Regions from separate parts of the Homo sapiens genome. Here region 1 is linked to region 2. Evidence: chromatin loops called from intact Hi-C (ENCODE). Cell type or tissue: MCF 10A. All regions are shown on one strand. Each heading gives the region's core, and the rest is flanking DNA. Links, peaks and the distances in the headings are about the cores only. Region 1 overlaps PKP4 (plakophilin 4). Region 2 has its middle 68 kb from the start of UPP2.

Region 1 (2,918 bases), core at 107-2,606, 430 kb after region 2:
AACCCATGCTTAACCCGTGCTTTTTTGACTTGATGTCAAGATTGGGAAGTAAAAGCAAATTTAGTTTCCCTGCCGCATTAGAAATTGAAAACCCTGTTCAGATGTATGGATCACACACACACACACACACACACGACACACACACACACGATTGGCTGTGCAGATAGTTTTGCCTGCTTCAGGTAAAGGTAACCTTTCAGTTAGAAATGCTTTCTATTTGTTACAGATATTCAAAGAGTGGAAGTTTTTCAACTAGTGATCCTACACAATTGAAAATAACCGAAATTGTATTTTGACCAAAGTGCATTCCCTCCCCACCCCCTACTATTATGTAAGGAGAGGGTGCTGCATCTGGTGTCTTATGTATTATACTGAAGAGTCTAAGTTGGGAAAGCTAAATATCCAATTATTTTAATTTTTACCTGTATTGTTTTTGGAGGGAGATAAGGGAGCAGAGTATTGATGGAAAACAAGGGAAGAAGAAACTAGGGGCAGCTAGTATTCAGCCAGAAAGTAAAATTATATACATTATTGCAGCAGTAATGCATTTATAAGCTGAATAAATCAAATCTAATTTTGTGACTAGTTCTGACATGATATGAATTTAAAGAAACTACTACCAAATTCAGTTTAATAAAAATTTTAGCATTTCTATGACCTTGAGTATTTGGATTAGGTTTAAATTAGAATCGCAGTTTTCTTCCTTTTCTTGTAAATAGGCAAAGTAAATTTAATGTAAAAATTTGAAACTCGCTTTAATTTTTGAAAATGCAATTATTGGCAATTTTTGACCTTAGTAATTTCCATGCTGTTACCCAGGGATCAATTTAAATAATATTCATACCCTGGATGATGCCAACCATCAGGTAAGTCTAGTCTCTTACCTGACTCTTTTGAAATATTAAGGTATTTTGAGAATGCTCTGTAATCTAATGTGTTTTTCTTTCTGTTTCAATTGAGCAGTAATTCCCTACCTTGCTTAATTCTAAAATGGACATCATATCTTCATTCTTAAATGGAAGGTAAAATAGAGGTTACTATAGGGTTATTTTAGGGCATAAATGCCTATGGTATTGTATGTCAGTTTGGGAAGTTTGCCTTCACGCCTTCAAGTGTACAGGGAGATAGTTACTCCTTCAATGTGTGAAATGATTCTGTAGTGCCCTTCCTGCACTGAAGGGGGAAGAAGAATCTGAAACATAACACCAGAGGACTAGGTATGTTTGGAGAATTAAATAACTATTTCACAGCCAGACAACACTACAGACAGCTGCAAATAGAGAAAAGAAGGAAAACTTTTAAGATACGTGGATGTAAGCTTTCATTCTTACATCAATGGAAGTGATGATAGCAGTCAGCAGGTCAGTTCGATGCTCAGTGATAAGAAATAACAGGGTTATTTCAAGGTAAGGTAATCAGGCTCTAAGTTGCCAAGAACAGTAATTCATGTACTTGCTGGTTTCAGTTCAGAAGTTGCATAACATTCAAATATTTCTTACCTTGTCACTTTAATAATTCAGTGGAATTATCTTAATTTAGTGTGCTATGTTACCATTACTAAATTGGGGATGTTACATGATGGTGATCTTCAATTAAACTTAGGAATGTTGCAGACATTTTCTTCATCATTGACCTGTTGTTTTTCCTTTTCATAATTCAGATTTGTTTGATATACCAATAAATGTTGGCTATATCACTGATCATTTTATTATTCATAGTCTTGATAACATTATAGTTTATTATGACTCATATATAATGATTCATTGCAGCTGATAAAATGTTGTTAGGGATTGTATTGTGAGATTTTATTACTACCAAATATATAAATTAAAATGTGGAAGTGTCTGAGTTATTGTAAGTCATGTGATTGCAAAGCATTTTTCCTGAATGGAATAATGCCTGGTGACTGGGTGGGTGCCAATCCAGGTAGCTAGATATAGAATAATACAGTCTTCACAAAATCCAGAACTCACAATATAGGGTAGGGAGGGAGGGGGCCAGGGGAAGCACCTTTCTTTGACATCTGAGGCATGTTTGACTTCTATAGTTTCCTCTCCACTAAATATAAATTGGGTGAGTTGCAAATATTTAATGGTGTTAGTACTGCTCTTCCTTCATCTGTGCCCCTACACTGCCCCCACCACCCTGCCACAACACACACACACTATGCCATCACCACATCTGTGAGCTTGGCAAGGCAGAGGAAGCTCCTTATGGCCTGAGACCATGTACATAAAATGTAGACATTGGTGTCCTGTATTCCAGGTTGAATTTAAAACAGGTATGGGGTTTGACACAAAAATGATACTGTATATGAAGGTTAGGTAAAATATGTATTTGAAGTGAGGCTATCAGGGTACTATGCAGGCTTTTGGGGCCTGGCCCGAAACTTGGAATGCAGTTTTTCATAGAAACCCACAATCAGTTTACAAATAGACTTTTGAAACACTGGCTAGGTGGTATCTGAAGTTTTGGCCCATTGCAAGCTGTGTCTGAATTGCAAGCATGAGGGAAGTAAAAAGCATCCCAAATCAGAAATTAGGAGATCTGCCATTAAACCTTATTACCTTGACAAACCATTTAATGTTTGGATGATAGCTTCCTCCTTTTAAAAATACAATTTGGATTATATTGATCTAAGTTATATTTTAGCTCAAGATTCCTGAAGTTCACAGTGGTTTTTAAAAATTTTTCTTAAGAAAAAAAAAAGAACAAAAAACTTTTCCAAGCTTGAATATACATAATCAGCCCTGTTTCCCCTTGTACCTCAAATCATGGCAACAAGGAAGTTGAATTTCTCTTTTGAGACTTTTGAACCTTCTTCACATTCATTTTTAATTGTTTTGTTTTAAAACAATATCATTTTGGGAAGTGAGGGGAAGGGATGAAGCACATGTTTTCAAAGTCTTGCTGTCTGC
Region 2 (2,918 bases), core at 331-2,830:
GGAGGTGGGACATGGGGGAGGTGCTGAAACATGGCTGGGACTGAGATCACTGGAGAGGAAGACTCAGGGCTGCATTTGGGGCTACGGGGAGCATTGTGAACAAAAGACTGTGCTGGAACACAGTATGTCTGGGACAGAGGAGGATTTGTGAGGATACAGATCATAAAATTAGAGAGCACTACAAAGGCTGGATTCTGGAAATCCATGAGTTCCAGGTTATTGAAGTAAATCCTCTAATGGTTTTTGAGTTGCTAAATAGCAATGCTTTTCATATCTGACAGGCAGCACAGGTTTCTTTGTGCAGGGACACAGAGAGGCCAAATGTTAAGGTAGGAAGCAAGTAATATCATGGCATTTTCCTGACCTCTTTCATCTCTGCAGGCTCTGGCCCTAACAGGCTTTTAGGGGGAAATTGTACATTCCTTCTGGTATTTACCAGTATTGGCCTACCCATCCTTAAACCCTCAAATCCCGCTGTATAATTACCCCTAGGAGGCCAGGGGTCATTTAGAACACCAAATGTAGGCAACACCCAGCTATTAGAACTCAAACTTCAGAGCTCTACCTAAATTCTGGCCTGAAGCATACTGAAGATGGGAGGGGGGCCCCAAAGGTGGAGGACCTTTGAGCATGGTGTTTCTTTCTTGAAATAAAGGTGTTTAGTTTCTGAGGTTGGCCTGGGCAGGCTGTGTTCCTGTATAGGGAAGGGTATAGCTCCACTCCCAGGGAGGTCTCTCTGCCACACTAGAGCCCTGGCGGCAAAAAGGCTTACAGATGCTCTCACACTCACCTACTCTCCTGCTTTCTGCATTTAGCTGGGCTCTTAGGGAGGAAAACTGAGATGAGACTCAGGGGTGCTCTTATGACTGCAGATGGGATGGGTGGTTCCAGGAGGGAATGCTGAAGAATAGCTTCTCCAGAAGGGATCTTCCAGGGAGCTTGAGGGGAGCCAGCCAGCCAGCCAGCCAGTGAGTACTCCTCCTCTTTCCTGGGAAGAAGGAGAAGAGGCTGGGGAATGGGCGGTCCAGCAGTTGGTCTCCATGTAGGGCAATTCCTTGGCAAGATAGCAGCAATAACTAACTAGTTCTATGCAAGATCTACCTGCAGGCAGCTGTCCAACACGTTATAATTAAAGGGGTTCCACAAGCCCACTTTTCCAAGTAGTTTCTGTTATTAGCCTATCCTCAGGTTTAAAATGCTACCATTAGGAGAGATTCACTGGACTTTAGCACAAATCTCACCCCAAGGTTCTCTTAAAACATGCAGTTTCACAAGGATGCAATGAAATTAGTTTATTTGCTTATTCCAACCTGTTGAGAAGAGTGCATTGCCCTGAAAACATTAGGAGTTGGAGAAGGCAGCCAAAGACAACCAGATGTTTTGAGAGTGGACAGTACCAAGGGTCACCTTTACTTCCTTCAGGATTTGCTCTGGGGCAACACAGACCCGGTCAAGCAGCATCTCCTGGCTCTGGCAACCCAGAGAACAGTGTAAGGCTCCACACTTGGAAGTGGATACTTTTCAAGCTAGCTGTATGTTCAGTCTCTCCAGGAGGAAAAGCCATAAGAATCTAGGAGTTTGACCATGATCATGAATTCCAACCTTCCACCTCTGAACTGCTCTTCATGGTGTTCCTTCCTGCATGCATTTTTACCATCAGGGTGCTTGTTCTTGAAGCTGCCTGGGGACTCTCAAGTCTGCTCTCTGTGGGGAGGAGGTACGTTTTCACTGAGCAGACACAGCACTCCGCAGGGCAGGGAAAGCTCTCTGTTCCTCTTCCAGTGCAGAAGCCAAGGTCCTGGCTCCTTCGACCTCACACATAGGGCAAAGGCTTCTGCTCAGATGCTTTTCAGAGAGAAGGAAACCGTCCAGCAGGTGTCAGTAAGTTCTAAGATGTGTAAGGAGCCTGGCTTGATAATGGAGTGTGCTCTTTTCCAAACCAGCTCAGCCTTCAAGGATCTCAGAGGAGATGTGACAGACAGAGGGCCTTGAGTGACAGAGCTTCCAAGAGGGGAGCTTGGGAAGGGAAAATTGAAGTCCATTTCCTTCCAGAGATTTGTCGTGTGTGTGTGCCTGAGGATTCTAGGAAGTCTGTCCTATAAATCTGGACTAATTACGCATAGTGAATGAAAAGGAAGAGATTGTTTGGCACCAGTCAGCAGTTCATTATGTCTATGCCTCTGCTGCAGAGCATGAACCATTTCTGGCTTTATCTCAGGGGCAGCTTGTTCGAACTAGCCTTAAGATTCTCCTTCAAATTGAATGAGGCCTTAAACTGAGGTCACTGTGGAAAGGTCACTGTCAGTCCAGCCTGGAGAACTCTTTTCTGAATTAAGTTGGCCCTCCTCCAAATAAAGTGCACATCAGAAGCCCCAGAGCCACTGTAGCTTGCATTAGAGCCCCATTTCTGGCCTGGCATCAAATGGGGTTCTTGAAGATGTGAAGCAGAGGTGTGGAAAAGAGCTCTTTACCTTGCTACATCCTCTTCTTTTTATCAGAATTTATTAAAAGATTGCATTTTCAGGTACAGTGCTAGAAACTACAGAGGATACGTAGAGATATAAGATGGGGTACCTCAGTTTAAGAGGATCAGAATCTTTTTTTTTTTTTTTCTGAGATGGAGTCTTGCTCTGTCGCCCAGGCTGGAGTGCAGTGGTGCGATTTCAGCTCACTGCAACCTCCGCCTCCTGGGTTCAAGCGATTCTCCTGCCTCAGCTCCTGAGTAGCTGGGATTACAGGCATGCACCACCACGCCCAGCTAATTTTTGTATTTTTAGTGGATACGGGGTTTCACCATGTTGGTCAGGCTGGTCTCGAACTCCTGACCTCATAATCCACCTGCTTGGCCTCCCAAAGTGCTGGAATTACAGGCATGAGCCACCGCGCCCGGCCAAGGATCAGAATATTGAAGTGGGCTC

Evidence for each region. Peaks named below come from ENCODE experiments on the same cell type or tissue, not always from the same donor. Only the 100,000 strongest peaks of a DNase experiment are listed, where the experiment ranks them.
Region 1: it touches region 2 in a loop (9-fold over the local background); 31 of 110 quality-filtered maps call a loop at or near these places.

Annotation. Positions count from the first base shown.
Region 1 is chr2:158,459,679-158,462,596 of GRCh38, forward strand. The region is part of intron 1 of PKP4 (plakophilin 4); the gene reads left to right. Among named protein-coding and RNA genes, the nearest start is that of PKP4, 4.2 kb to the left of the region's middle. In MCF 10A, for the core only: a CTCF peak has its summit at 1,162; no DNase peak of the experiment used is centred there.
Region 2 is chr2:158,032,562-158,035,479 of GRCh38, forward strand. It overlaps a transcript of UPP2 not described here. Among named protein-coding and RNA genes, the nearest start is that of UPP2, 68 kb to the right of the region's middle. In MCF 10A, for the core only: a CTCF peak has its summit at 1,881 (motif pointing right); a DNase peak (open chromatin) is centred at 1,870.